2 separate regions of the Homo sapiens genome follow, and region 2 is linked to region 1. A link is an interaction called in ENCODE POLR2A ChIA-PET data of the cell type or tissue named here. Cell type or tissue: OCI-LY7. All regions are shown on one strand. Links, peaks and the distances in the headings refer to the core of each region. The heading gives the core; the rest is flanking DNA. Region 1 overlaps ATP2A2 (ATPase sarcoplasmic/endoplasmic reticulum Ca2+ transporting 2). Region 2 has its middle 16 kb from the start of ANAPC7.

The links. Peaks named below come from ENCODE experiments on the same cell type or tissue, not always from the same donor. Only the 100,000 strongest peaks of a DNase experiment are listed, where the experiment ranks them.
Region 2: POLR2A ChIA-PET joins it to region 1 with 11 read pairs; 7 of 35 experiments call an interaction of 5 or more read pairs at or near these places.

What each region holds. Positions count from the first base shown.
Region 1 is chr12:110,323,176-110,338,735 of GRCh38, forward strand. ATP2A2 (ATPase sarcoplasmic/endoplasmic reticulum Ca2+ transporting 2) reads left to right here. Exons shown (of 20, transcript NM_170665.4): 7 at 3,215-3,300; 8 at 4,378-4,842; 9 at 9,422-9,510; 10 at 10,006-10,108; 11 at 10,837-10,968. Among named protein-coding and RNA genes, the nearest start is that of ATP2A2, 50 kb to the left of the region's middle. In OCI-LY7, for the core only: no CTCF peak of the experiment used is centred there; no DNase peak of the experiment used is centred there.
Region 2 is chr12:110,411,846-110,427,405 of GRCh38, forward strand. No RefSeq gene overlaps it. Among named protein-coding and RNA genes, the nearest start is that of ANAPC7, 16 kb to the left of the region's middle. In OCI-LY7, for the core only: no CTCF peak of the experiment used is centred there; DNase peaks (open chromatin) are centred at 5,516 and 6,103; H3K4me3 peaks cover 782 bases; H3K27ac peaks cover 2,101 bases.

The DNA of each region.
Region 1 (15,560 bases), core at 2,980-10,979:
AATCCTCTCTAAGATACTTATTTCTTAGTGCTTTAGTCTCGCTCCATTGCCCAGGCTGGAGTGCAGTGGCGTGATTGCGGCTCACTGCAGCCTCCGCCTCTCAGGTTCAGGCAGTTCTCCTGTCTCAGCCTCCCAAGTAGCTGGGACTACAGGCTCCTGCCACCATGCCCAGCTAATTTTTGTATTTTTATTAGAGATGGGGTTTTACCTTGTTGGTCAGGCTGGTCTTGAACTCCTGACCTCAGGTAATCCACCTGCCTCGGCCTCCCAAAGTGCTGGGATTACAGGCGTGAACCACTGCACCTGGCTGCCGATACGGTTTTAAAGGCATGATTTAAAAACAAAACAAAATGGCTGGGCACGGTGGCTCATGCATGTAATTCCAACACTTTGGGAGACTGAGGCGGGCAGATGGCTTGAGCCCAGGAGTTAAAGACGGGCCTGGGCAACATGGCAAAACCCCGTATCTACAAAAAATACAAAAATTAGCCAGGCCTGTAATCCCAGCTACTCAGGAGGCTGGGTGAAAAGATCACTTGTGCCTAGGTCAAGGCTACAGTGAGCCATGCTTGTGCCTCTGCACTCCAGCCTGGGGGACAGAGCAAGACTCTGTCTCCAAAAAAAAGTTGTAATTTGTTCGTTACCATAGGTAAATCTTAAGGTTGAATTGTTGTCTGTTTTGTGGAAAGCAAATTACTTATTCGATGTCCTTTTTCCAGGCAAGAAAAATAGACTCCAGTGCTGTAATTTTTTTCACTGGAGGAGTGCTAATGTTGTATCAATCTTTACAGTATCCAAATACACAATGAACAAAAGTTAGCCCCCATAAGAGATGAAAATTGTACTACCTGGAATTTGCACAATTGTTTGAAACATTTTCCCGTTTTTGTGTGATAAAAGCACAATCTAGGGTGGAGGGTTCATACTAACTGGAAGTAAGTTTGTCAGAAGAATTAACTTTAAATACAATGCTAACTTGGATTAAATAGTAAACATAAAGTCTAAAGGCTCTCAAGATTTATCTGATTATCAATTTTGAAAAGCAGCTAATGTCATGGAGACAGTTATATGAGTAACCTGGCTCTATTTTTTTTGGTATTGTTTCTTTATAAATAGCTTACTTATTAAAATTCTCATTAGCAACAACAAGCTGGAGGCCAATTAAGCCATAAAATGTTGGAGAAATGGTTGGGTTATATGTGTGAAATTCTCATAGTGTGCCCTAAAGACGTAGTTGCCATTTAAAAAAAATTTTTTTTTTTTTGAGGCGGAGTCTCGCTCTGTTGCCCAGGCTATAGTGTAGTGCTGTGATCTCAGCTCACTGCAACCTCTGCCTCCTGGATTCAAGCTGTTCTCCTGCCTCAGCCACCTGAGTGTCTGGGATTATAGGCGTGCGCCACCATGCCCAGCTTATTTTTGTATTTTTAGTAGAGACGGGGTTTCACTGTGTTGGTCAGGCTGGTCTCGAACTCCTGATCTCATGATCCGCCTGCCTTGGCCTCCCAAAGTGCTGGGATTACAGGCATTTAAAAACTTTTTAGGCTGGTCACGGTGGCTCATGCCTGTAATTTCAGGACTTTGGGAGGCTGCGGCAGTAGGATCACTTGTGGCCAAGAGTTTGAGAGAGCAGTTATAGTCTCTATAATGAAAATCTTTTTTTTTTTTTTTTTAAAGACAGAGTTGCACTCTGTGGCCCAGTGGCGCGATCTCAGCTCAGTGCAGCCTCTGCTTCCGGGGTTCAAGTAATTCTCATGCCTCAGCCTCCCTAGTAGCTGAAATTACAGGCATGCACCACCACACCTGGCTAATTGTATTTTTAGTAGAGATAGGGTTTTGCCATGTTGTCCAGGCTGGTCTTGACCTCCTGACCTGAAGTGATCGCCCGCCTCAAACCCCCAAAGTGCTGGGATTACAGACATAAGTCATCACACCCAGCCTATAATAAAAAACTTTAAAAGTTTAAAAAAAAATTTAAACTTCATAGAGGTTCTCGAATATTATCTTTCTTTCATTAAGAAATCATAATGTAGTTTTTGGCTAACTTGTGGAACCAATTTTTTTGGTCAAATATTGAGAGTGAAGTTTGCTACCTGTAACTTAAAGTAACATTTAGAGACATATTTTACTCAGATTGACCCTAATTATATATCTATGACATGATTTTTAAATTGAAATCAGCTGGGCATGGTGTCTCATGCCTGTAATCCCAGCACTTTGGGAGGCCGAGGTGGGGGGATCACCTCAGGTCAGGAGTTTGAGACCAGCCTTGGCCAACATAGCAAAACCTGTCTCTACTAAAAATACAAAAATTAGCTGGGCATGGTGGCACATGCCTGTAATCCCAGCTACTTGGGAGGCTGAGGCTGGAAAATTGCCCGGGAGGCAGAGGTTTCAGTAAGCCAAGATTGTGCCACTGGACTCCAGCCTGGGCAACAAAGCAAGACTCCGTCTCAAAAAAAAAAAAAAAGTAGTTCTTTATTTACCATGCGATCTTTCCAGTACACTTGCTAATTGCTACTCCAGAGCATAGCCAGATGTGGCCCACACCTGTAATTCCAGCACTTTGAGGAGGACAAGATGAGCAAATTGTTTGAGTCCACGAGTTGGAGACCACCCTGGGCAACATGGTAAAACCTCATCTCTACAAAAAAATACCAAAAAAATTAACCCGGCGTGGTATTGGGTGCCTGTAATCCCAGCTATTCAGGAAGCCAAGTTGGGAAGATTGCTTGAGCCCAGGAAGTTGAGGCTGTAGTGAGTTGTGATGGTGCCATTGCACCAGCCCGGGTGATAGAGCAAGACCTCTGTCTCGAAAAAAAAAAAAAGTATCAGTATATATGTTAAAGTATTTATTAAAGTATACAACAAATATATGTAAATAATACAGTCACAGTATCAGAGTATAAAATGATTACTGAAAAATAAATTAATTTGAATAGTTACTCCAGAAAATAATCAATGGGGATTCTACTTGAAAATTCACTTTTTTATTTTGGAATTGTGTTGATTTTTATCCTGACACCCTTTGTTCTGGTATTAATTTCCATTACTAAGTTTTCCCAGCTTACCTCCTTTGAATGAATTGGGCCTTTTGCCAACCTTTTCTCACACTAACAGTATCCCAAGAGTGGTAATGGGTGGGCATGAATGAGAGGTTCTAGGTTCTTGGTGTGGGTCGCAGAGATCTGTTTTTTCTGTCTCACAACCCGCTTAGGTGAATCTGTCTCTGTCATCAAGCACACTGATCCCGTCCCTGACCCACGAGCTGTCAACCAAGATAAAAAGAACATGCTGTTTTCTGTAAGTACTTTATGAAATGTGTTTTTATTTACAGACATTTCCAAAGCCTAATCAAATGTTATGTTTTTCACTGCCAACCATCACTGGCTATCATTCTAAAGGATAATCACACTTTTCATGGTCAGTCTTAGGTGTCAGAATATGGCAGTAACATAACGTGTGACTTAGATGTCTTTTAATTGGCAAGTTTTGGGGGACCAAAAAATAATGACTAGCTTATACATCTTCAAACTCTTACCTGCAAACATAGTTGAAAAGTAGATTTGTTTGGAAAAGCCTTAGCCAATAAAGGGTATTTTCAAAATGATGTAGATGACAGCTGCTATTTGTATGTGGTTCACAATAAAAAGGTGCGTGTTTAGAGAGAGAGAGAAAGCAAACATGGCAAACCATTAATAATGGTGAGTCTAGGTGCAAAGTATATGAATGTTCATTTTACTATTTCACTTTTTCTATTGATGTGAAAAATTCTTTGAATAGTGAGGAAATGATTTTAAGTTGGGGACATTTGTGGGTTTGTATGAGAACCTGACTACTACCCATAGTAAGTAAATAGAGGTACCCTGAAAATAGTGAAGCCATGTCCTTCTCTTATAACACTAGGAATTAAAGTGGCATGGGAGAGACTGCTCACATTTGATTTCTTTGGTTTTTGGACCCTGTCACATGAGTAGGGGTTGTCAAGATAGCCCATGGGGCTAGTTGCCGTTTCTATTACAGTGAGAAAAGTAGGGGCCTTGAGTTGTTGGAGCCAGAAGTGGAGAATGCTTAGAGTTGAACTATATGAGTTTGAAAAATTGGGAACACAGAGGGGTTAAGAGCACTGCTTGAAGATGGTCTGCAAGCCGGGCTCAAATAGAAATCTAGGTGGGTCAGTACAGAGCTGCCTGACATAAGTAAGTAGCACATGGAGCATTGCTTGTTGTCACAGTTGTATGGCTGGTTGCTTGAACAGTAGCCAGTGGAAGACCTAGTAGAATGTGTAGAGAATCTGGGTGCCCTAGTCAAAAACCAGCGTCGGTATTTAAGTTGGGATGTGGTATTCATCTTGTGACCAGTTCTCTACTTCTGTCCTAGGGTACAAACATTGCTGCTGGGAAAGCTATGGGAGTGGTGGTAGCAACTGGAGTTAACACCGAAATTGGCAAGATCCGGGATGAAATGGTGGCAACAGAACAGGAGAGAACACCCCTTCAGCAAAAACTAGATGAATTTGGGGAACAGCTTTCCAAAGTCATCTCCCTTATTTGCATTGCAGTCTGGATCATAAATATTGGGCACTTCAATGACCCGGTTCATGGAGGGTCCTGGATCAGAGGTGCTATTTACTACTTTAAAATTGCAGTGGCCCTGGCTGTAGCAGCCATTCCTGAAGGTCTGCCTGCAGTCATCACCACCTGCCTGGCTCTTGGAACTCGCAGAATGGCAAAGAAAAATGCCATTGTTCGAAGCCTCCCGTCTGTGGAAACCCTTGGTTGTACTTCTGTTATCTGCTCAGACAAGACTGGTACACTTACAACAAACCAGATGTCAGTCTGCAGGGTAAGAGGAGTAATTTAGAATATTCCGTGTCGTGGTTCTTTGTTCATCCTACCAATATGCCTTCATGCCATCAAAACTTTTGATTTGTAATTTCATACATTTCTGTGGGCTGTATGTATAGCCTGAGCTTAATTTCTAATATTTGAGAGGATCTAATCATTTAATTCCTAAAACTTTCACAAAATACAGGATATCTGTATGGCTGATATACTTGTATTAGATGTAAGAGAATTAGAGAAATTATATTTTCCTTTAATTAAAAAAAAAAAAAGCCTGGGCGCAGTGGCTCACGCCTGTAATCCCAGCACTTTGAGAGGCCGAGGCGGGTGGATCACCTGAGGTCCGAAGTTTGAGACCAACCTGACCAAAATGGTGAAACCCTGTCTCTACCGAAAAGACAAAAATTAGCTGAGTGGTGGCGTGCACCTGTAGTCCCAGCTACTCGAGAGGCTGAGACAGGAGAATTGCTTGAACCTGGGCAGCGGAGGTTGCAGTGAGCCAAGATCACACCACTGCTCTCAATTCTGGGCGACAAGCAAGACTCCATCTCAAAGAAAAGAAAAGAAAAAAGACAAGGTCTCATTCTGTTGCCCAGGCTAGTGTGCAGTGACACAGCTGTGGCTCACTTACAGCCTCAACCTCCCAGGCTCAAGTCCTCCCACCCCAGCCTCACAAGTAGCTGCAACCACAAGTGCATGCCACCATGCCCCACTAGTTTTTTTATTTTTTTTTGTAGAGGCAGGTTCTCACTATGTCACCAGGCTGGTCTTGAATTCCTGGGCTCAAGTGATCCTCCTGCCTTGGCCTCCCAAAGAGCTGGGATTATAAGCATGAACCACCACACTCAGCCTCCTTTCTAATTTTCCTGATCCTCTGTCTCTAGGTGTATGTTAATAGACAAGTTCTAGAGAAAGCTGCTAGTTAACCTCCCTACCTGAAGTCCTAATTGGTTTTTCTATCACATGTTGAATGAAGCGTGCTTTTTCTCAAAAAGTAGATAGTCATCTCTCTGTATTCATTAGAGATTGGTTCCAGGACCTCCCTCAGATACCAAACTCTGCAGATGCTCAAGTCTCTGAAATGAAATGGTTCAGTACTTGCATATAACCTTGTTCATCCTCCAGTATACTTGAAAACATCTCCAGATTACTTACAGTACCTAACGTAATATTATAAATGATATGTAAATAGTTAAACTGTGTTGTTTAGGGATAGTTAACCTGTGTTGTTTAGGGAATAATGACAAGAAAAAAATGTACATGTTCAGTACAGATGCAGTTATTTTTTCCATCTGCTGTTTAGTTGACCGTGGATGTGGAACCCACAGGTACAGAGGGCTGACTAAAATTGCTTTTAACTTGCTTTATTCTGTGTATTCATCATATATATTTTTGTTTGTTTGTTTGTTCTTGTTTTGAGATGGAGTTTCACTCTTGTTGCCCAGGCTGTAGTGCAATGGCCCGATCTCAGCTCACTACAACCTCCGCCTTCTGGGTTCAAGCAATTCTCCTGCTTCAGCCTCCCAAGTAGCTGGGATTACAGGCATGCGCCCCCACGCCCGGCTAATTTTTTGTATTTTTAGTAGAGATAGGGTTTCTCCATGTTGGTCAGGCTGGTCTCGAACTCGCGACCTCAAGTGATCCACCCGCTTTTGAAAGCCTCCCAAAGTGCTGGGATTATAGGCGTGAGCCCCCGCGCCCGGCCATCCTATATTTTTTGACCATCATTTGATAAAATAAATAATTTAAACCTGCTGTTAGAAAAGTAACAACTGAATAAATAATGCAATAATTATACAGCTGGATTATTTTGTATAATTCACTTTCCTTAGGTTTTGCTTAAACAACTTGGTACAAGTCTATTCCAAAAGGTACACATGACTCATACAGAGTAGACATTTGTCACATATTTTATTCGGCTCATTAATTAGCAAGGGAATCTGTATTTGAGGAAGTGTTCAATATTAGAATATTAGAATAGGGATTGCTAGGTTAGATTACAAAACTAATGTCTTACAGGGAAACCTCATATAACATGAGCATTTATTTAGTAACACAGTGTTACATTTTCCTAGAATGGGCTTGTTAAATAATGCTTCTGTATGATATTGAAAGGGTGTAGTTATCTTGGCCTTTTTGTCAGGTTTTAGATAATTATTTTTAACATCGGAAATTGTTTTATAATCAGTTAAGCCCTGTGAATTTTTATCTTGCCAATTTTAAGCTCATGATGATTTTTTAGATACAGGTTCTCCCTCCCCCGCAAGCTCCTTGTGAAGTCCAAACCCACATTTAGAATTGACAGAACTGGGGTGTTCCAACTTTCAAAGTGGAAAGCTTCTAGGTTTGTCTTAGGTTTCTCCAGGATATTAAGGTGTTTGAGCTACTTAAGTTCTTATTTTTTGGAACCAAAAGGTTGGATGAATTGGCTAAAAGTCAGTTTTGTCATACTGGTTGTTTCAGGAAGAGAAAGGGAATTTTCTTATTTACGATTTTGTGTCTCACTTAGCCTGAAAGCTTTAATTCCTCAGAATAGTCTTTATGTCTGTGAAAGTAAGCCATGTGTAAAGCCATGTGTAAAATTGTAATTTTTAAAATTTCAGTTTCCCAGTTCACTATAATTTTTTTTTGTTCTTTTCTCCCTTGAATGGCTTGGCTTAAAATGTTTTCTTATAATAAAGAAAAAGCCTGCCTGTTCTGAGTGAAGCTCTACCTCACAACAGGAAGCTGGTGCTAATTGGTATTCTGCAGGAGGCTTCTTGCAGTGGTATTGCATAACTGCCCTTGACTTAGGAAGATTTTCATCCTGCATATCCTAAATGGTTGACTTGCTCACAGTCAAAAATGTCTAAGTACATTTAGATTTAGCTAATGTAGATTCAGATTCTGAATGTCTTTTAGAATATTTTGGGCTTTGGTATAGACTCAAAGAATTTCACATTTTTGGCTGGGCACAGTGGTTCACGCCTGTTATTTCAGCACTTTGGGAGGCCGAGGCGGGCGGATCACCTGAGGTCAGGAGTTCGAGACCAGCCTGACTAACATGGTGAAACCTCGTCTCTACTAATATTACAAAAATTAGCTGGGCATGTTGGCAGGCGCCTATAATTTCTTTGGGAGGCTGAGGCAGGAGAATCACTTGAACCCGGGAGGCGGAGGTTGCAGTGAGCCGAGTCGTGCCATTGCAGTCCACCCAGCCTAGGCGACAGAGTGAAACTCCACCTCAAAAAAAAAAAAAAGTTATTTTAAAATAAAGATTAACTAATTTCCTTATTGAATGTGAGATGAATTGCTCTGAAAAGATGTGTTTTTAAAACACAACATAGCTTTGTTGTTGCTGTTATTACGGAGTTTTGCTCTGTCGCCCAGGCTAGAGTGCAGTGGCGCAATCTCAGCCCACTGCAACCTCTGCCTCCCGGGTTCAAGCACTTCTCTCCCTCAACCTCCTGAGTAGCTGGGATTACAGGTGCCCACCACCACGCCCGGCTAATTTGTTATATTTTTAGTAGAGACGGGTTTCACCATCTTTGCCAGGCTGATCTTGAGCTCCTGTCCTCATGATCTACTCACCTTGGCCTCTCAGTGCTGGGATTATAGGCGTGAGCCACCGTGCCCAGCTCAACGTGGCCTGTTTAACTTGAGTTTTACATTTTTTAAATTCCCCTTAGAGAATGATTTGATCAGATTATTAATTGCTCATATTTCAGAGAAAGCACGAGAAAATATAGTTTTGACATCACTTTCTGTAATTTTTTCTTTTTAGAGGAGGTTTTACAAGTTTTCATTTGCAATGAAAACACAAGCCTAAATCTTACTTTTCCAAACTGGGCTTCTGAATTATAATTTGTGAATGCAAATCAAGCAGTGGAAAAATTATCTTTAAGAAAATAGCTTATGTCGCTTTAAAAAATAAAATTAATCCTTTCCTAAGCATGCTTCCATCTGTATTGTCTAGGGAACATCAATTCATTCAGCTCTGCGGGCTCCTTACTGTATACATATAGTTATGCAGCTTCATAGAACATGAGCTATTGCCACAATAAAAATAAGTGGGAAGGAGCAGAGAAGCAGTTTGTCTTATTTTACTCGGGAAATGTTTATGCAACTCTGAAATGTGAGTTTATTCTTCCCAAGCTTTTGTGCTTAGCTCTAAGGCAGGACTACCTAATACCACTCTCACAGCCAGCCATTTGAAATTTGGGATTCTGAGCAATCTAAAGAGTAACTTGTCTCTGGAACTGACCTTTTGCTGACCGGGAGTCCTCATAACTTGGATTTTGTGTGGGTTGTTGTGTCTTTGGTGCCACTGCTGCTCATTCATTCAGCACCTCAGTGATGCTGTTTTTCATACTGTTCGATTGGTCGGGGGTGTGATGGGCGAAGCAGTCTAATATAATTAAGCTAGTTAGGGTAAGGGACAGTACTGCTGATGCTGAGTGAGCCTCAGTGAGTTTTATTAAAGTTGTTTTCGTAAATGAAAGAGGTTGTTTGCCTTTGTCCTAAGCTAACAAAGGTAGTTTATTTGTGTAGCATTTTTTAAAAATCCCTTTTAAATACTCTGATGCGCTCTCCCCCTACAGATGTTCATTCTGGACAGAGTGGAAGGTGATACTTGTTCCCTTAATGAGTTTACCATAACTGGATCAACTTATGCACCTATTGGAGAAGTGTGAGTAACCCTCCTCCTCATTTAAAGGATCTGGTGTGGCAGTTTAGTATTTGTATTGATTTGCAGCATGTCTACAAAGTTAAGACAGCTTTCTGAATGTGGCTCAAGTCAACACTTATTACTAAAGTAGTAAATGTTTTTAAAACAAAAACTTTGAAAGATGAACCAAAGGTTATAATCCAGTCATCTTTTTGCATCTTCTGGGCTCCAAACTTTCAAGAGGGATTTGTGTTTGTTATTCACTGTAGCCAGTGGTGGAAGAATTGAATTAAGAATTTCTGGTCTTTTTACTGATTGATTTCTGATACCAGAGATGCATTCTCTCTTTTGTTTTTGTCTAATATTGGCTCTGGCATCAAATTGTTTGGAATTTTTTCCAGTATGTTGTCCCAGAAATTCTGTTTTCATTATTAAACAATTGCGGGGGGGCAGGGGGCGGGAGGAATCAATAGTGGCGACCATACCCTGCTCTAAGAGTGTTTTCTCTTTGGGCAGGCATAAAGATGATAAACCAGTGAATTGTCACCAGTATGATGGTCTGGTAGAATTAGCAACAATTTGTGCTCTTTGTAATGACTCTGCTTTGGATTACAATGAGGTAAGTCTCTTCATAAATTAGAAGGAATGGCTGTTCCTAGTTCAAGGGTGGGGTGGGTGGAATGAAAGTCTAGCCTGCCTTCCTCCCTTTTGAAAGTCAAGGGTGCCTGATTTTGTTTCCCCCTTCCATTCAGAACCTGATGGTGGGGCCAGCATGACCTCACCAAAGAAAGCTGAGAGCCTTTCACATATCCTCTGTGACTGAGCATTGCAGTTAGTTAACTTAAAGTTGTAGTATATGTGATGTTCTTTCTGTTGATAGCATACTTACTATAAATGAATAAAACCCAGGATAGAAAATGCTTTCCTGAAAGCAAAGGATATAGTTTCTGTCTCAAAGGTAAGCTAGTCCCTGTCAGAGACAGAATGTGAACTCTTCAGAATGATAAGCAGTGACATGGAATTACATTATTATGTGAAGGCACTCTTTGAATTAATAGTGTGATCAGTGGCTTCTTATATTTGGGTGAAATAATAAATACTGTGTTTGATGTCATCTTATATTTAAGGGAAATGAAAAACCTACTTATTAGAATAAGATCACATGCACACCTGTACTTTGAGTATGTTTTTAATTATCTGGGTCACCTGTTTCAGAGGAGGATAAAAATGGCCTTACAGTGTTGTAATAGAGGACAGATTGTGCTTTTGTGGAAAAAAAATATTAAAGATAAATTTATCTGTGTACTTCTCCCTTTTTTCTACTTTCTGTGCCTTTAACCAATACAGGCAAAGGGTGTGTATGAAAAAGTTGGAGAAGCTACAGAGACTGCTCTCACTTGCCTAGTAGAGAAGATGAATGTATTTGATACCGAATTGAAGGGTCTTTCTAAAATAGAACGTGCAAATGCCTGCAACTCAGTGAGTATTTGAACCTGGTTTATTGTTCATGCTGCTTATCAGTCGTACTATATATACTTAGTGTCTGCACTGTCCTACTCTCTTAGAAAACTAATTATACCTTATCTCCTCAAACTTACAGTATTTCCTTCCCCATATTCACTCTCAGGTAAGATGCTCTTCCTGTGTATTTGACCAGGAAAATAAAAGCAATCAATAGCTAATTTCCTTGAGCGACCCTCTGGGCCCACAGGGGCTGCCTTCTCCCATAGTGCTGTGAACAGTGTTCTTGCTCCTAGCAGAAGCCACCTCCTCCCAACATCTTTGCTGCATTATTGATTTCCATCTCTACTAGATGTTCTTCAGCATAGGGGGAAATAATAGTGTCTTTCTATCTTGAAACTTTCCTTTGACCTTATTTCCCCTGTCAGCTACCACACTTTCTTTTCCTGTTCAATTAAACCTTTTTTTTTTTTTTTTTTTTGAGACAGAGTTTCTCTCTGTCACCAGATTGGAGTGCCATGGCGCGATCTTGGCTCACTGCAACCTCCACCTCCCAGGTTCAAGCGATTCTCCTGCCTTAGCCTCCCTAGTAGCTGGGATTACAGGCACACGCCACCACGCCTGGCTAATTTTTTGTATTTTTCGTAGAAAGGGGTTTCACCATGCTAGCCAGGCTGGTCTCGAACTCCTGACCTCAGGTGATCCGCCCACCTCGGCCTCCCAAAGTGCTGGGATTACAGGCATGAGCCACCGCGCCTGGGCATCAAACATTTCTTAACTCATTTGATGAGACCAGCATAACCAAATACCAAAGGTCAATGTGGTGATGGTGGTGGCAGTGGCAGTGGCAGTGGCAGAGGGCACCCACATTGTTCATGTATACACTGAACAAATAAGTGGCCTCTGAGCCTTTTTCTGCCTGTCAGAGTCTTTGAGACAGGGCTCATTCGACCAGCATCACTATGACAAGGGCCAGTAGCAAGGATGGGGAGTCTCCACAGTGAGTTGGACCTGAGTGAGGTTCCTCTCAAAGAGCTGCTGCTCCCTCCTGCCAAGACCACCATACTGGACCTGTCCTGCAGTACTGCCCTTAGATTTCTGTGGCCTCACAAGCCCGGGGAGCCTAGACCTCAGTAGAAACACTTTGCAACGGCTGCTGGTGAAGAATGGCCATCCATTGAGTCTCTAGCACCTGGGTCTCCTCAAAAGACTGGTCCCCCTGCCTGTCACTTGGCTCAGCTTAAGAACTTGAAGTGGACCAGGCGCAGTGGCTCACACCTGTAATCCCAACACTTTGGGAAGCTGAGGCGGGAGAGTCACTTGAGGCCTAGAGTTTAGGTTGCAGCATCACTGCACTTGAGCCTGGGCAACAGAGTCAGACCCCATCTCAAAAAAAAATTAAGGCCTGAAGTGGCTAAACTTGAAGGATAACTCCCTTTATCTTATCCTGGCCAAAGTGGTAGATGATTGCTTGGATGAGAAGTGATATGCAGATAAGATGTTGCAATACACAAAGTCTGTGTGGGTCAGTCGGTCACGTGGGTGCCAAGGACAGGTGGGAGAGAAGAAGCAAGCTACAGAAGCAGCTCAAGAATGGGAACTGCGGAAGCTGATTGTATTGGAGGAAGGAGTGTGATGCTCTCAGAGCAGCCAGGGAGGAGCAGAAGGAGCTTAGGGACGTAAGTCAGGCTCTCAAAGTCTATGTCTGGTTCCTGCCCCCACAAACCACCACCCAGGAAACATCATTCCTGAGCTGTGTGGCAGCAGCAGCAGCTGCTCCTTTTATATGGCAGACAGGGTGATTGCTTGTTGGGCAAGAGCCCTCCTACACTATCTTAGAGTGAATACCCTCTATCTGCAGTCCAGGGTCTGCACAGCCACATGGTCCTCTAATAGGTCCACCAGACCATTTGCCTGCAAACAGCCTCATCCTCAGTGCCCACTGTCTCCTAGCTGTGGAGCTTGGATTCCTATGGAATTGGGTTCTGCTGAACATACCTCTTTTTAGCATCAGACCTACCTGTCTGTCATCACCATGGGGCTGCCAGTCAGTACTTTTGCAGCCTCTTTATAGGACATTGTTGTAACTTAGGGTTCCCTGGTAGAATAAGGAGCGATGGGAAGGGGAGAGGTTCTGCCTGCCTGAAGGAACAGGTCTGGGGGAGGAGAGAGGTAAAACTCAGCCTTTTCTAGTTGTCATACACAGCTGTATAAAGGCAAGCCTCATTTAGCAAAATGATTAGTTGTCACCACGTTTAATGCTTTTTGTATGTCATAAGCCCTTTCATCCCTTCCTGGATAATAAGGGCAAATGAGGAGGCATTGTGTCATTGGGGGGTAGTACAGCCTGAGTTGGGAGGGAGCAGTATACCTGTTTTCTTAATAACCTCAAATATCAGGCATTTTAGTGACCACACAAAATCTCAGGGTGAAAAGTTCTAGACCATCATGTCCAGCCTGCAGTTAGGGACACCTAGCCCTTCCATGACCTGTATGGCGTGGTCTTCCGGTTAGTGTGAGGCAGCATTTTGTCTCCTTTATACTGTCCTGAGAAAACAAAACTCACACTGGAATTGAGACTGTCTCAGCTGAAATATAGATTCCTTTTCAGTAAACTGATGCACAATTCACAAATAGCAGTCTCAAAGCCATGAAGGCCTTGGACCACTCCTTTGGCTTCTTCCCTCTACCCATGTGTCTTCCATGAACCCGAAGCAGTCCAGGCTTATTCACTCTGCCAGTAAGCAAGGAGTTGGATCCTGGCAGAGCCACGCTGCCTGTGATCTATTAGTTGGTGTAACTAAAAATCTGAGGCAGCCTGAAAACAGCTTCACAGATTGAGGGTTTGAGTCGTTTGATTCTAGACCTCTGACTACTCCACTGAGTGATGGGAAACAAGTCATGTAATGGGGCTGAACCAGCACTGGCTCACTAGCCAGTGACCACACAAGTACGGGCAATACTGTCATCCTTGTGTCTCCCTGCTCCAGAGCTCCCTTGTCCCATCTTTTTCACATCCCTTGGCCAAGGGATCGGAAACAGCTGTCATGCTGCTCATTCACTAAGGAGTTCCAAACACAAGCTCTTTGCCTCCCTTCCCACTTGAGACAGCAGGAACCCATGTGTAGTTTAGAAGCAGAGAGAGCAGGTCCAGCATTTTGGCCCCATGGCTTGTTTGGTGAGGTCTGTGGTTCTTGGCCAGCCTAGTACTGAAAGGGATTTCCCTCCCCCACTCCCAGCCCAAGACCTCTTACCTGGGTAGGTCCACGCCTTCCTCAGAATCATTGCGTGTTCCTTTAGTCATCCCAGTGCCATTGGCGCAAATGCTTAATTGAAACTAAACACACGTGTGATTGAGATGATACAGAATCTAGCGTAGCACTCATACCCATTCCTTTGCTGCCTGAGACGGTTCAGTGGCTGGCAGGCCAGCAGGATCGCTGCAGGGCCCTGAGCCCCATCTAGTCAGTTCATCAGCCTTCAGTCCTCCCGTAGCTTCCTAGGTTAGATGCTGATGTTCTTGGGGATTTCTATGATGATTTTTAAATGTGTGTCAGTGGGAGCAAATATAATTAACTCACCACATTAACCAAATTAAGGTGGAAAAAACAATAAGGTCACCTCAGTAGGTGCATATGATGAAACGCATCTTATCACACCAAACTAAGACTATAAAAGTGTGTCTTTAACGCTGACAGTGTGTTTACACAGAGACCATGCTAACATAACAGAATTCTCACCATTTCTATGCAGTATTATACTGGCATTCCTGGTCTGTGTAATAGGCAAGAAAAGTACAAAAACTGGAAGAGAAGGGGTATCTTTAGTTGTAGGTAACGATATAAAGCCAAAGGTTTATTCTCAGTCTTCGTCTTCCTATTTTGTTGGTGCTGTCACTCGCTCCCTCTTTGAAGCACCTCTTCACTTGGCTTCCACGATCCCATACTTGCTCTCCCTCCCTGGCCTCTCATTCGAGGTCTTTGTAGCTGGGTCTTTCACAAGGCACCAGGAGGTGAAGGCTCCATAGTCCTCAGCCATTTCTGTCTATAGTTACTCCCATGATCTCTTCTGGTCTCATTACTATAATCAGTAGCCACTAGCTATCTAAAACTACTTAGAATACCTAAAAACACTTCCTTAGATGCCCTAGCCATATTCACTTAAAGTGCTTATCCATCACGTGTGACAGCCACATGAACAGTGGCCACAGAGCATTGCCATCTTTCACAGAGTTCTGGTGGACAGCTCTGCTTGGGGCCATCTCTTCACCTCCAACGTTCCCTAGTTTAAGTCAGTGTCATTATACTGAATGGTATTCCTTGTCTCCCTTCAGCCAATGCTTTTGTTTTTTGAGATGGAGTTTGCTCTTTCGTCCAGGGTGGAGTGAAGTGGCGCAATCTCATCTCACTGGAATCTCTGCCCCCCTGGCTTTAAGCAGTTCTCCTGCCTCGGCCTCCTGAGTAGCTGGGATTACAGGTGCCTGCCACCACACCTAGCTAATTTTTGTAGACAGGGTTTCACCATGTTGGCCAGGCTGGTCATGAACTGCTGACCTCAGGTGATCCACTGCACCCGACCACCTTCAGCCAATTCTTGACAACTGGAGCTTG
Region 2 (15,560 bases), core at 2,793-10,792, 88 kb after region 1:
TACTTTTTCTAAATATGTATATATCCAAAAACAATGTATAACATTGTCATCTTGATAAATGGCAATTGACATCACCACTCAGCACATGGGGAGGAGCAGGGAAGTTGTAACAAACTGGAGTATGCCCTCTCTACAGGGGCAGCTGCAACTTAATTTCAGTATATTAGTCCCAGGCAGCTGGGAATTTTCTGTATCATTTGACTTTTCAAAAGAATTCATAGTTATAAATCTGGATTTTAATATTTGAAGTATTCCAATTTTTTTTTTTTTGAAACAGTTTCACTCTGTCACCCAGGCTGGAGTGCAGTGGCACGATCTTGGCTCACTGCAACCTCTGCCTCCTGGGTTGAAGGGATTCTCCTGCTTCAGCCTCCCAAGTAGCTGGGACTACAGGCATGCGCCACCACATCCAGCTAATTTTTGTATTTTTGGTAGAGACCGGGTTTCACCATGTTGGCCAGGCTGGTCTCAAACTCCTGAGCTCAGGTGATCCACCCACCTCTGCCTCCCAAAGTGCTGGGATTACAGGCATGAGCCACTGTGCCTGGCCAAGTATTCCAATTTTTAAACGTTGGCCAAAATGAAAATAACAAGAACTTTCTATGTATAGAAGACCAAAGCCTTGAAACATATTGTTTATACATTGGCGGAAGAATGGATACATTTTGCTACATTTATGCAAGGAACTGCTATGCAGCATTTAAAACATAAGTGAACTCTAACACATGTATTAATGTTAACATGGATAAATGTAAAAAAGTATATTGAATGACTAAAGCAAGTTGTAGAATTGTATCACTCTATGATACCATTTCAATAAAGTTTGAAAACATACAGGATGTTATACATTGTTTTTGGATACATACATATTTAGGAAAAGTATTTAAAAGTTCATGGTGAAGATGCCCACCAAAATCAAATTGAAGGTTACATCTAGAAAACGAGAATAGGGAATGAGATGGGAAAGGGATCTACGGGAGCTTCAACTGTGGCAAAATGCAAGAGCTAAAAAAGTTAAATGATGAAGATACAGGTATTCTTTTTTTTTTTTGGAGACAGAGTCTCACTCTGTCACCCAGGCTGGAGTGCAGTGGCGCCATCTCAGCTCACTGCAACCTCCGCCTCCCAGGTTCAAGCGATTCTCCTGCCTCAGCCTTCTGAGTAGCTGAGACTACAGGTGAGGGCCACCATGCCCAGGTAATTTTTTGTATTTTTAGTAGAGATGGGGTTTCACTGTGTTAGCCAGGATGGTTTTGATCTGACCTCGAGATCCGCCCACCTCAGCCTCCCAAAGTTCTGGGATTACAGGCGTGAGCCACTGCACCCGGCTGATACAGGTATTCTTTACATTGTCCTTCATAAATGGCACTGGGGAGCCATTAAAAGCATAGAAATAGGCACTAGACTGCCTGGGTTTAAATCTCATTTTTGCCATTTATTATCTTAATTTAAATGTCACTTAATTTTCTGGAACCTTAGTCACCCCTTCTGTGAAACGGGGGAGATATAACAGCACCTATTTAATGGGATTGTTGTAAATATTAAATTAATTCATGGTGGGAAGCTATTAAGGGCAGCATGGTAGAAGTGATCCACCCCAGGGCATAGGTTAGAGAGGGGTAGGTTGCACCACTGCTCACTCCAGCCTGGGCAACAGAGCAAGACTCCATCTCAGAAAACAAACAAACAAACAAAAAAAAACAGGCCAGGCGCGGTGGCTCATGCCTGTAATCCCAGCACTTTGGGAGGCTGAGACAGGTGGATCACCTGCCGTCAGGAGTTCAAGACGAGCCTGGCCAACATGGTGAAACCCTGTCTCTACTAAAAATACAAAAATTAGCCGGGTGTGGTGACAGACAACTGTAATCCCAGCTACTTGGGAGGCCGAGGCAGGAGAATTGCCTGAACCCAGGAGGTGGAAGTGGCAGTGAGCCAAGATTGTGCCACTGCACTCCAGCCTGGGCAACAGAGCAAGATTCTGTCTCAGATAAATAAATAAATAAATATTATATAATATATATTATTTATATTAATATATATTAGATTGCTCTTGCCATACTGCCGAGGCAGGCAATATAATATATAATATATAGTATATTATATATTATATATTTTATATATTGTATATTATATATTATATATATTATATATAATATATAATATACAATATACAATATATAATATATATTATATACAATATAAACTTTAATAATATAATATATAATATATATTATATATAATATAAACTATAATAATATTATATATAATATAATAAAAATAATAAAATAGGCTATGTACGGTGGCTCAGGAGGCTGAGGCAGGAGGATCCCTGAGCCCAGGAGTTTGAGCCACTCTAAGCAACACAGGGAGATCCAATCTGGAAAAAAAAAAAATAGGGCCGGGTGTGGTGGCTCACGCCTGTAATCCCAGCACTTTGGGAGGCTGAGGCGGGCAGATCACGAAGTCAGCAGATGGAGACCATCCTGGCCAACATGGTGAAACGCCGTCTCTACTAAAAATACAAAAATTAGCTGGGCGTGCCGGGCGGGGTTGCTCATGCCTATAATCCCAGCATTTTGGGAGGCCGAGGCGGGCGGATCACGAGGTCAGGAGATCGAGACCATTCTGGCTAACATGATGAAACCCCATCTCTACTAAAAATACAAAAAATTAGCCGGGCGTGGTGGTGGGCGCCTGTAGTCCCAGCTTCTTGGGAGGCTGAGGCAGAAGAATGGCATGAACCTAGGAGGCAGAGCTTGCAGTGAGCCGAGATTGCGCCACTGCACTCCAGCCTGGGTGACAGAGCGAGATATATATATATATATATGTGTGTGTGTATATATATATATATATATATATATATATATATATATTTTTTTTTTTTTTTTTTTTTTTTTTTTTTTTTTGAGACGGAGTCTCGCTCTGTCACCCAGGCTGGAGTGCAGTGGCGCGATTCTCCCGCCTCAGCCTCCTGAGTAGTTGGGATTACAGGCAGGTGCCACCACACCCGGGTAATTTTTGTATTTTTAGTAGAGACGGAGTTTCACCATGTTGGTCAGGCTGGTCTCGAACTCCTGACCTCGTGATCCACCCGCCCTGGCCTCCCGAAGTGCTGGGATTACAGGCATGAGCCACCACGCCCGGCCATAAATATATTTATATGTGTATATACACACATATATATACAAATATTTAAATGTCATTTAAAAGCATTAATTTGTTACCTTTTTGTACCATAATATGAATTTGATTTTTTTTTTCTTTTGATACAGAATCTCACTCTGTCATCCTAGCTGGAGTGTAGTGGCATGATCTCAGCTCACTGAAACCTCCACCTCCTGGGCTCAAGTGATTCTCCCACCTCAGCCTCCTGAGTAGCTGGTATTACAGATGCACACCACCACGCCCAGCTAATTTTTTTTTTTTTTTTTTTTGAGAAGGAGCTTTGCTCTTGTTGCCCAGGCTGGAGTGCAATGGTGTGATCTCCGCTCACTGTAACCTCCGCTTTCTAGGTTCAAGTGATTCTCCTGCCTCAGCCTCCTGAGTAGCTGGGATTATGGCCTGCGCCACCACGCCCGGCTAATTTTGTATTTTTAGTAGAGACAGGGTTTCTCCATGTTGGTCAGGCTGGTCTTGAACTCCTGACCTTGTGATCCACCCACCTTGGCCTGCCAAAGTGCTGGGATTACAGGCGTGAGCCACCACGTCCAGCCTACAGGCTAATTTTTATATTTTTAGTAGAGACAGGGTTTCACCATGTTGGCCAGGCTGGTATTGAACTCTGGACCTCAGGTGATCCACCAGCCTCGACCTCCCAAAGTGCTGGGATTACAGGCTAATTTTTTTTTTTTTTTTGAGACACAGTCTCACTCTGTTGCCCAGGCTGGAGTGCAGTGGCACGACCTTGGCTCACTGCAAGCTCTGCCTCCCAGGTTCAAGCAATTCTCTGCTTCAGCCTCCCAAGTAGCTGGGATTACAGGCAACCGCCACCACGTCCGGCTAATTTTTGTATTTTTAGTAGAGACGGGGTTTCACCATCTTGGCCAAGCTGGTCTTGAACCCTTGACCTTGTGATCCACATGTCTCCGCCTCCCAAAGTTCTGGGATTACAAGCGTGAGCCACCACGTCCAGCCTACAGGCTAACTTTTTATATTTTTAGTAGAGACAGGGTTTCACCATGTTGGCCAGGCTGGTATTGAACTCTGGACCTCAGGTGATCCACCTGCCTCGACCTCCCAAAGTGCTGGGATTACAGGTGTGAGCCACCATGCCCAGCCATGAAATTCAATAAAGTAAAACTTTCACTGTTTCTTTTCTGGCTGTGATTATTAGTCACTTCATTTCAGAATTATTGCTGACTGTAATTTTGTTATAAAAGACAGAAAATATTAAAAAAATGAGCTGCTCTGAGGCCGGGTGTGGTGGCTCACACCTGTAATCCCAGCACTTTGGGAGGCTGAGGCGGGCGGATCAGGAGGTCAGGAGATCGAGACCAGCCTGGCTAACACAGTGAAACCTGATCTCTACAAAAAATACAAAAAATTAGCCGGGTGCGGTGGTGGGTGCCTGTAGTCCCAGCTACTCGAGAGGCAGAGGCAGGAGAATGGCGTGAACCTGGGAGGCGGAGCTTGCAGTGAGCCTAGATCGTGCCACTGCACTCCAGCCTGGGCAACAGAGCGAGACTCCGTCTCAAAAAAAAAAAAAAAAAAAAGCTGCTCTGCAGGTTGAACCAGCTAGGTGTACCACCATATCTAAGACACTTAGAACAACACCTAGCACACTGTGAGCACTGAAGGAGTGAAGGACGTGCCATCCCAAAATATGCCAAATTGGGCTGGGCATGGTGGTTGTAATCCCAGTACTTTGGGAGGCCGAGGCAGGCAGATCACTTGAGCTCAGGAGTTCAAGACCTGCCTAGGCAATATAGCAAGACCATGTCTGTACAAAAAAACACAAAAATTAGCCGGACATGGTGGTGCTCATCTATAGTCCCAGCTACCAGGGAGACTGAGGCAGGGGAATCACTTGAGCCCAGGAAGTGGAGGCTGCAGTGAGCTATGATCCCACCACTGCACTCCAGCCTGGGTGACAAAGAGAGACCCCGTCTCAAAAATAAATAAATAAATAAAACAAAAATCCCAAAACTCCAAATATGCCAAATCGATATATCAATTATTGAGTTAAAAAGCATTAGAGAGGCTGGGCACGGTGGCTCACGCCTGTAATTCAAGCACTTTGGGAAGCCGAAGCAGGCTGATCACTTGAGCCCAGGAGTTCAAGACCAGCCTGGCCAACATGGTAAAACCCTCTCTCTACTAAAAATACAAAAATTAGCTGGGCGTGGTGACGCATGCTACTCAGGAGACCGAGGCATGAGAATCACTTGAACCTGGGAGGTGGAGGTTGCAGTGAGCTGAGATTGTGTCACTGCACTCCAGTCTGGGTAACAGAGTGAGATTCTGTCACCAAAGAAAAAAAAAATAGAGGAAGTAAAGTTTCAGAAACAATGAGCTGACCACTGTTTTCCTGCATGTAACAAGTGATGAGGATTTATCTGGAAAAGGTACCCTCTCCATATAAGAGCAAGAAAATAGCCCTTATCTCCAGAGACTTAAAACTAAAGGCTACAATGGACCTCCATAAACATACTTAACAAAGTTACCTTTACTTTCACCAGTTTGGCACTCCCCCCATTTATCTCCTAGTGACTCCCCTGAAAAATTTACTGCCCCAGCCAGATTTTCTTTGTCCTGTCATTTCTTCTCAAGTATATTGCTCTTTGTCTAAAACATATAAAGCATCTTATTTGGCCACTTCTTCAGACTTCACTCTTTTTTTTGTGTAGACCCCCCCGTACACGTGAAACAAAGTTTGTACACTTTTCTCTTGTTAATCTGCCTGGTGTCAGTTCGTTTTCGATCCAGCTCAAAAACCCACTAAGAGTTAAAAGAGGGGCTGGAGGTGATCTCTGGGTCCCTTGCAGTGTAGCGGGCTAATTTAGGAATCAGACCGACGGGTTGAGGAGGATACTTACTATTTAATTATTTAGGTGCACCAACCCAGTCGGATTAACATCCAAAGGACTGAGCCCCTAACAAAGAGTCAAGTTACCTTTTAAGCATTTCATGGGGCAGGGGGAGATCTGTGCAGGGGGAAGCATATTACAGAAGTGAGAAACAAAGACAGTTATTCAGTTGAGACATGCATTACATCATTTCTTTTTTTTTTTTTTTTGAGACGGAGTCTCGCTCTGTCGCCCAGGCTGGAGTGCAGTGGCGGGATCTCGGCTCACTGCAAGCTCCGCCTCCGGGTTCACGCCATTCTCCTGCCTCAGCCTCCCAAGTAGCTGGGACTACAGGCGCCCGCCACTACGCCCGGCTAATTTTTTGTATTTTTAGTAGAGACGGGGTTTCACCGTTTTAGCCGGGATGGTCTCGATCTCCTGACCTTGTGATCCGCCCGCCTCGGCCTCCCAAAGTGCTGGGATTACAGGCGTGAGCCACCGCGCCCGGCCGCATTACATCATTTCTTACTTTTCAAGGAAAAACATGTTTTACGACTTGAGTTTATCTATCTACTTACCTTGCAGCCACACAGCTAGAGAAACAGAGTCTTCACAATGCCTGGGAAAGGGAGAGATAAGGCTCACTAGCCACAGACAGAAAAACAGGCAGTTAATTTTTAAAGGACTCCACCTTTTTCTCTTCCTCAGGGGGAATTGGGTTTTCTTACATACAACTGAGTTTTTGCTTACACATTCTTTAATTTCTTTTAATTCCTGTTCCAGAAGCACTATATAAATGTTTGCTATTATACTTTTTTCTTTTCTTTTCTTTTTTTTTTTTTTTTGAGACGGAGTCTCGCTCTGTTGCCCAGGCTGGAGTGCAGTGGTGTGATCTCATCTCACTGCAAGCTCCGCCTCCCGGGTTCATGCCATTCTCCTGCCTCAGCCTCCTGAGTAGCTGGGACTACAGGCGCCCACCACCATGCCTGGCTAATTTTTTGCATCTTATGGAGAAATAGCCATAGCATTTAGCAACATGAAAGTCACTGATGATGTCAACAAGAACATTTTCAGTGGCGCTTTGGTAAAGAGAAGGAGACAAATGTGAGACAATGCATATAGATAATTCTTTTATTTTGAGATGGAGTCTTGCTCTGTTGCCCATGCTAGAGTTCAACGGCATGATCTCGGCTCACTGCAACCTCTGCCTCCCAAGTTCAAGTGATTCTCCTGCCTCAGCCTCCCCAGTAGCTGGATTACAGGCATGCTCCACCATGCTCCTGCTAATTTTTGTGTATTTTAGTAGAGAAGGGGTTTTACCATGTTGGCCAGGCTAGTATTGAACACTTGACCTCAGGTAATCTGCCTGCCTTGGCCTCCCACAGTGCTGGGATTACAGGCATGAGCCACCTTGCCCAGCCAATAATTCTTTTTTTTTTTTTTGAGACGAGATCTCGCCCTTTCGCCCAGGCTGGAGTGCAGTGGCACGACCTTGGCTCACTGCAACCTCCACCTCCTGGGTTCAAGTGATTCTCCTGCCTCAGCCTCCCAAGTAGCTGGGATTACAGGCATGTGCCACCTGCCCGGCTGGCTAATTTTTGTATTTTTAGTAGAGACGGGGTTTCACCATGCTGGCCAGGCTGGTCTCGAACTCTTGACCTGGTGATCCGCCTGCCTCGGCCTCCCAAAGTGCTGGGATTACAGGCATGAGCCACTGTGCCCGGCCAATTATTTTGAGGAGTTTTGCTGCAGAGAAGTGGTTCTCAACTGGGGTGGAGGCAGGGTGGTGACTGTATTCCTAGGGGACATTGGGCAATGTCTGGAGACATCTGAGGTGGGGTGGGTGTTGCTTCTGGCATCGGGTAGATAGATACTAGGGATGCTGCTAAACATTCTTTAATGTATAGGACAGCCCCCCACGGCAAAGTGGAGGAGAAATTTACATTCATGCCAGGCATGGTGGCTCACACCTATAATCCCAGCTACTTGGGAAGCTGAGGCAGGAGAATCACTTGAACCCGGAGGTGGAGGTTTCGGTAAATCTAGATTACACCATGGCACTCCAGCCAGGGTGACAGAGGGAGATTCTGTCAAAAAGAAAAAAAAAATTTTTTTAATTCATATATTTAAGTAGCCAGTCCAAAATGTCAAAGTGTCAATGTGGAGAAGCCCTGTTGTAAAGCAAAGGAGGACATGGTTGGCAGCAGGTGGGTGAAAGAGAGGATTTTTGTTTTCTGATTGGAGAAATATCATTTTTATATACTGATGGGAATGAAGGAGAATGTATCACTGGCTAACTGGTAGAAGAAAGGTTGAGACTGGGCACAGTGGCTCAGGTCTGTAATCCCAGCACTTTGGGAGGCCAAGGTGGGTGGATCACTAGGTCAGGAGTTCAAGACCAGCCTGGCCAATATGGTGAAACTCCATCTCTACTAAAATTACAAAAATTAGTTGGGTGTGGTGGCGCATGCCTGTAGTCCCAGCTACTCGGGAGGCTGAAGCAGAAGAATCGCTTGAACCCGGGAGGCAGAGGTTGCAATGAGCTGAGATCGCACCACTGCACTCCAGCCTGGGTGGCAGAGTGAGACTCAGTCTCAAAAAAAAAAAAAAAAAAAAGAAAAGTTGATAATTCCTGCAAAGAAATAGAGCTAAAACACACCTGTGAAACTGATAAACTCACACAAAGAATGGATGAAGCAAAAATATTTATAGAGAAAAAATTAGAGGCAAAGGGGGACCTACCTCCTCTGGAAATTTTATTTATTTATTTATTTATTTATTTTTTATTTTTTATTTTTTTTGAGACAGGATCTCCCTCTGTTGCCCAGGCTTGAGTGCAGTGGCACAATCATACCTCACTGTAGCCTCAACTTCCCAGGCTTAAGTGGTCCCTCCACCTCAGCCTCCCAAGTAGCTGGGACTATAGGCATGCACCACCACACCAAGCTAATTTAAAAAATTGAGTGTGTGTGGAGATGGGGTCTTGCTATGTTGCCCAGGCTGGTCTTAAACTCCTGGGCTCAAGCTGTCCTCCTGCCTTGGCCTCACAAAGTGCTGGATTACAGGTGTGAGCCACTGTGCCCAATTTTTATTTATTTATTTAGAGTTGTGTCTCTCTCTGTCACCCAGGCTGGAGTGCAGTGGCGAAATCATAGCTCACTGCAGCCTTGACCTCCTGGGCTCAAGCAATCCTTCCACCTCTGCCTCCTGAGTACTTGGGACTACAGGTGTGTGGTACCATGCCCAGCTAATCTGGAAATTTCAAAATATTCATCTTGAAAATCAATTTATCAAAGAGAGGGTAGGTTCTACGGTTAGGTCCCATTAATATGATGTAATTCAGATCATACTGATTTTGTTTTGTTTTGTTTTGAGACAAGGTCTGGCTCTATCACCCAGGCTGGAGTGCAGTGGTGCAATCACAGCTCACTGCAACCTCTACCTTTCGGGCTCAAGAGATAATCCCACCTCAGCCTTCCAAGAAGCTGGGAGTACAGATACCTGCCACCACGCCTGGCTAATTTTTTTTGGTAGAGACAGGGGTTTTGCCATGTTGCCAGGCTGGTCTTGAACTGAGCTCAAGCTGAAACAGGAATTAAAATAAATCAAAAAATGTTTAAACAAAAACTCAGTTGTATATAAGAAAACCCAATTCCCCTTGAGGAAGAGAAAGAGCTGGAGTCCTTTAAAATTAACTGCCTGTCTTTCTGTGGCTAGTGAGCCTTATCTCTCCCTTTCCCAAGCATTGTGAAGACCCTGTTTCTCTAGCTGTGCAGCTACAAGGTCACTAGACAGATAATCTCAAGTTGTAAAACATGTTGTTCCTTAAAAAGTATGAAATAATGTAATGCATGTCTCAATTAAATAACTGTCTTTGTTTCTTGCTTCTGTAATATGCTTCCCCCTGCACAGATCTGCCCCTGCCCCACGAAATGCTTAAAAGGTAACTTGACTCTTTGTTCAGGGCCCAGTCCTTTGGATGTTAATCCGACTGGGTTGGTGCAGCTTAATAATTAAATAATTCCTCCTCAACCCCTCAGTCTCTCTAATTCCTTAATTATCCCGCAGCAAAGTGATCCACCCGCCTTGGCCTCCCAAAGTGCTGGGATTACACACATGACCCACCATGCTTGGCCAGATCATACTGATTTTAATAATATTCAAAGGACATGTATGGTGTTAAAACAACTTGGGACACACAGGAGATATATCCAAGGAGACTAGGCCTCCTCTTCCTCATGGAATCATATTCAGAAAGGATAATTTTGGAGCTGGAGGGCGTGTTAGAGGTTATCTTCATTTTATGTGAGGAAACAGAAGTCCTGGGATGGTAATTGGCTGTGAATCGTTAGGTCAGCTGCGTAACAGATGTAGAATGATGTGGATACCGTGGAGTGTTGGGTCAAATACATTGGAGGAACAACTTATAAATATAAATGTTCTGCTCCACTTAAGTTCATCTCTAAATGTCCAGCAGCTTCCTAAGAATGAAAATTTTTCCCAGCTGCAATCAGACATTTTTCTTAGATCTGTCTTTTGTACAAGGGGAAAAACATAACACTTATAAATTGCTCTAAGGGAAACATTACTTAACATCCCTTAAGTGTCTCCTGGCAGTGATAGGTTTCCTTTCAGTGGAAAAATAACTTCAGGACAAAGAATTTCCCTGAACAACTGGAGGGAATAAATACCACCAGCATCCCAACCAATTTTCCCTCTTTTCAGTAAAGAAGGTTCTAAGATGTCCAGATGGTCATTTTTATTTATGAGATAGTCAGACAAGTAAAAAGACTTAAATAATGGTTTAGGGATAAATCTCAAGGGGATTTGTGATAAAATAGCAAATGGGTGACTTTTTAAAAGCACTCTGAAAGCAGGAACTCAGCTTGTATAACCATGTTCATTGCAGCATTCTTCACGGAAGATGGAAACAACCCAAGTGTCCATGAACAGATGGAGAAGCAAAATGTGGTCTGTCCCTACAAGGGAATGTTATTCAGCTATAAAATAGAATGAAGGGCTGGACACGGTGGCTCACACCTCTAATCCCAGCACTTTGGGAGGCTGAGGCAGACGGATCACCTGAGGTCAGGAGTTCGAGACCAGCCTGGCCAACATGGTGAAACCCCATCTCTACTAAAAATACAACAATTAGCCAGGTGTGGTGGTGGGTGCCTGTAATCCCAACTACTCAGGTGGCTGAGGCACGAGAATCGCTTGAACCCAAGAGACGGAAGTTGCAGTGAGCCGAGATTGCACCACTGCACTCCAGTCTGAGTGACAGCGTGAGACTGTCTAAAAAAAAAAATGAAGTTCTGAGTTCTGATACATGCTACAACATGGATAAATATGACTGAATCTCAAAAACATTACATTAAGTGAAAGAAGCCAAACACAAAAAGGACAAATATCATAAGATTCCTTTTTTTTTTTTTGAGACAGAGGTCTCCGTCTGTCACCCAGGCTGGAGTGCAGTGGCACAATCTCACCTCACTCACTGCAACCTCCACCTCCTGGGTTCAAGTGATTCTCCTGCCTCAGCCTCTCGAGTAACTGAGATTACAGCTGCCCACTACCCTGCCCAGATAATTTTTGTATTTTTGGTAGAAATGGGGCTTTGCCATGTTGGCCAGGCTGGTCTCAAACTCCTGACCTCAAGTGATCTGCCTGCCTCAGCTTCCCAAGGTGCTGGGATTACAGGCGTGAGCCACTGTGCCCAGCTCACATGATTCCATTTATATGAAATGTCCAGGATAGGTGAATGCATGCAGACATCAAGTAGATTAGAGTTTACAGGGGCTGAATGGAAGCGGGGGAGTGGTTTAATGGGGACAGAGTTTCTATTGGGGTGATAAAAAAGTTTTCAAAATAGATAGTGGTGATGGTTGTACAACATTTTGAATGGAATTAATGCCACTGAATTGTACACTTAAAATAGTTAAAATGGCAAAGTTTATGTTACACATGAAAATAGTGTAAAATGCTAAACACCATTGAACATTTTATATGAGTGAATTGTATGTGAATTATTTTTCAACAAGGCTGTTTTTATTTTATTATTATTTTTTATTTTGAGACGGAGTTTTGCTCTTGTTGCCCAGGCTGGAGTGCAATGGTGCGATCTCAGCTCACTGCAACCTCCACCTCCCGGGTTCAAGTGATTCTCCTGCCTCAGCCTCCTGAGTAGCTGGAATTACAGGCATGCGCCACCACGCCTGGCTAATTTTGTATTTTTAGTAGAGACGGGGTTTCTCCATGTTGGTCAGGCTGGTTTTGAACTCCCGACCTCAGGTGATCCACCCGCCTCGAACCTCCTAAAGTGATAGGATTACAGGCGTGAGCCACTGCACCCGGCCAACAAGCCTGTTTTTAAAAAGCCCACAAAACTTGAGTACAGAAACTGTGGAAAAACTCAGAAAGAAAAAAAGTGACGATTGCTCAGGCAAATGGTTCTCAGAATGGTGGGAAAAGCAGAAAAGTGCCAATGTGGACAATCTGTGGTGTCCTTTGCCCTGTTGACAGGAGAAAGTTTCACGTCCTAGTCTGACCCTGGCTCTCAAAAATGTGAGGCATTCCCCCAGTCTTAGCTTTCAAGACAAAAAAATGTGGGGCATTCCCTCCTGCTGGGGCAGCATCCACCCCATCATATTCTACACCCTAAGGTTGCCTTCATGCCAGGCTTGACCACGTCATTTACCTGGGACCAGTATACCATTTTTGGATCTAGTCTGCCCAATTTGGCTCACTTCAGAGCTCATTTGGTTTGAGAGCCACCTTTGCTAAATCTTCTCCAACTGACTTCAACAAAGCCTCTTTTTCTCTGGGCTTCTACCGAACTGGGCATCATATGAACCTTGCAGTATTTCTTCATATCTATCTTGCTACACACATTTCCCATCAGACCATTATGGTCCTAGAGAGCAGAGACCACACTGACATCTCTTGTGCATCCTTTCAATAGCTGGCATAGTGCACCCAACAGAGCAATCTACTCATATTGTTGCATGAATGGGTTACTGAAAATTACACTCTTTCAAAGTAACCACGTTTTGGCTGTGTGGGCCAGCTCTGGATTCCGACAGATTTAGGTTTAATTACCAATTTAGCCAACTTCCAGGTGTGTGAGTTTCAAAAAGTTAATTTCTGTAGCCTCGCCTTCTTCATCTGGAAAAGGGGATAATCTTGCATCTGCCACAAAGGTTTTTTTGTGTTTTTTTTGTTTTTTTGTTTTTGAGACAGAGACTTCCTCTGTCGCCCAGGCTGGAGTGCAGTGGTGTGATATCAGCTCACTGCAACCTCCGCCTCCCAGATTCAAGCCATTCTTCGGCCTCAGCCTCCCAAGTAGCTGGGATTACAGGAACCCACCAGCACGCCCAGCTAATTTGTTGTACTTTTAGTAGAGTCGGGGTTTCACCATGTTGGCCAGGCTGGTCTCGAACTCTTGGCCTCAGGTGATCCACCCTCCTCAGCCTCCCAAAGTGCTGGGATTACAGGCATGAGCCACCGTACCTGGCCTTCTTTTTTTTTTTTTTTTTGAGACAGAGTCTTGCTCTGTCACCCAGGCTGGAGTGCAGCAGCGAGATCTTGGCTCACTGCAACCTCCGCCCCCCAGGTTCAAGCGATTCTCTTGTCTCAGCTTCCCGAGTAGCTGGGATTACAGGTGTGTGCCATCACACCCAGCTAATTTTTAATTTTATTTAATTTTATTATTTTTAAATTTTTATTTATTTTATTATTATTATTTTTTGAGATGGAGTCTTGCTCTTGTCGCCCAGGCTGGAACGCAATGGCACGATCTCAGCTCACTGCAACCTCTGCCTCCCGGGTTCAAGCAATTCTCCTGCCCCAGCCTCCTGAGTAGCTGGGATTACAGGCACTCGCCACCACGCCCAGCTAATTTTTGTATTTTTAGTAGACACGAGGTTTCACCATGTTGGCCAGGTTGATCTCTAACTCCTGACCTCGTGATTCGACTGCCTCGGCCTCCCAAAGTGCTGGGATTACAGGTGTGAGCCACCGCTCCCAGCCTTTTATTTATTTATTTATTTTTGAGATGGAGTCTTGCTGTTACCCAGGCTGGAGTGCAGTGGTGAATCTCAGCTCACTGCAAGCTCCACCTCCCGGGTACAAGGGATTCTCCTGCCTCAACCTCCTGAGTAGCTGGGATTACACACACCTGCCACAACGCCCAGCTAATTTTTCTATTTTTAGTAGAGACAGGATTTCACCATGTTGGCTAGGCTGGTCTTGAACTCCTGACCTCAGGTGATCTGCCCACCTCGGCCTCCCAAAGTGCTGGATTACAAGCGTGAGCCACAGCACCCAGTTCTAATTTTTGTATTTTTAGTAGAGACAGGGTTTCGCCATATTGGCCAGGCTGGTCTCAAACTCCTGACCTCAAGTGATCTGTCCACCTCAGCTTCCCAAAGTGCTAGGATTACAGGCATGAGCCACAGCACCTGGCCCACAAAAAGTATTTTTTTTTTTTGCAAAAGTTAAATAGGATTTAAAACTGTAAAGTGCTTAGCGCACTGCCAGATCACCTATAAATTGGAGCTGCAGAGTTGAAGCAAAGTGGAAAATCATGATGGATGATTTATCTCAATATCAACACAGAACAGATGTGGCCCTAAAATTACACTCTCCTAATGGCATGGTCTTCCAAACATCTATAAACAAAAACGAAGGGGGAAACAAACCAAATGCCTTTTGGTGGAATAGTATTACATCCCTTTCTGGACATAGCACCAAACTTTTTATGAAGGTCTTCAGTACTAATACTTTTGGGAAAAAGAAAAACGTCAAATCAAACAGTTCACATAGATCTTGTTCATGTATTTCCATGTACTGTAATCTTTCCACACATATGACAGTAATTAGTGGCATATGGCAATGATGAATGTAAACAGGATGCTTAAGAAAGAAGAACAAGATGACCATCGTCCTCACACTGTTTTGGGCTAACGTGCTTTTATAAAAGATTTTCTTTTCTTTTTTTTTTTTTAGACGGAGTCTCCCTCTGTCGCCCAGGCCGGAGTGCAGTGGCACAATCTTGGCTCATTGTAACCTCCACCTTCTGGGTTCAAGTGATTCTTCTGTCTCAGCCCCCCGAGTAGCTGGGATTATAGGTGTGCACCACCATGCCTGGCTAATTTTTCTATTTTTAGTAGAGATGGGGTTTCACCATGTTGTCCAGGCTGGTTTCGAATTCCTGATCTCAAATGATCCACCTGCCTTAGCCTCCCAAAGTGCTGGGATTACTGTGCCCAGCCAAGATTTGATTTTCTATCAATCTTTTTTTTTTTTTTTTTTTTGGTGACGGAGTCTTGCTCTGTTGCCAGGTTGGAATGCAGTGGTGTGATCTTGGCTCACAGCAACCTCCGCCTCCTGGGTTCAAGCAATTCTCCTGCCTCAGCCTCCCGAGTAGCTGGGATTACAGGCATATGCCACCACACCCAGCTAAGTTTTGTACTTTTATTAGAGACAGGGTTTCACAATGTTGGCCAAGATGGTCTCGATCTCCTGACCTCGTGATCCGCCCACCTCGGCCTCCCA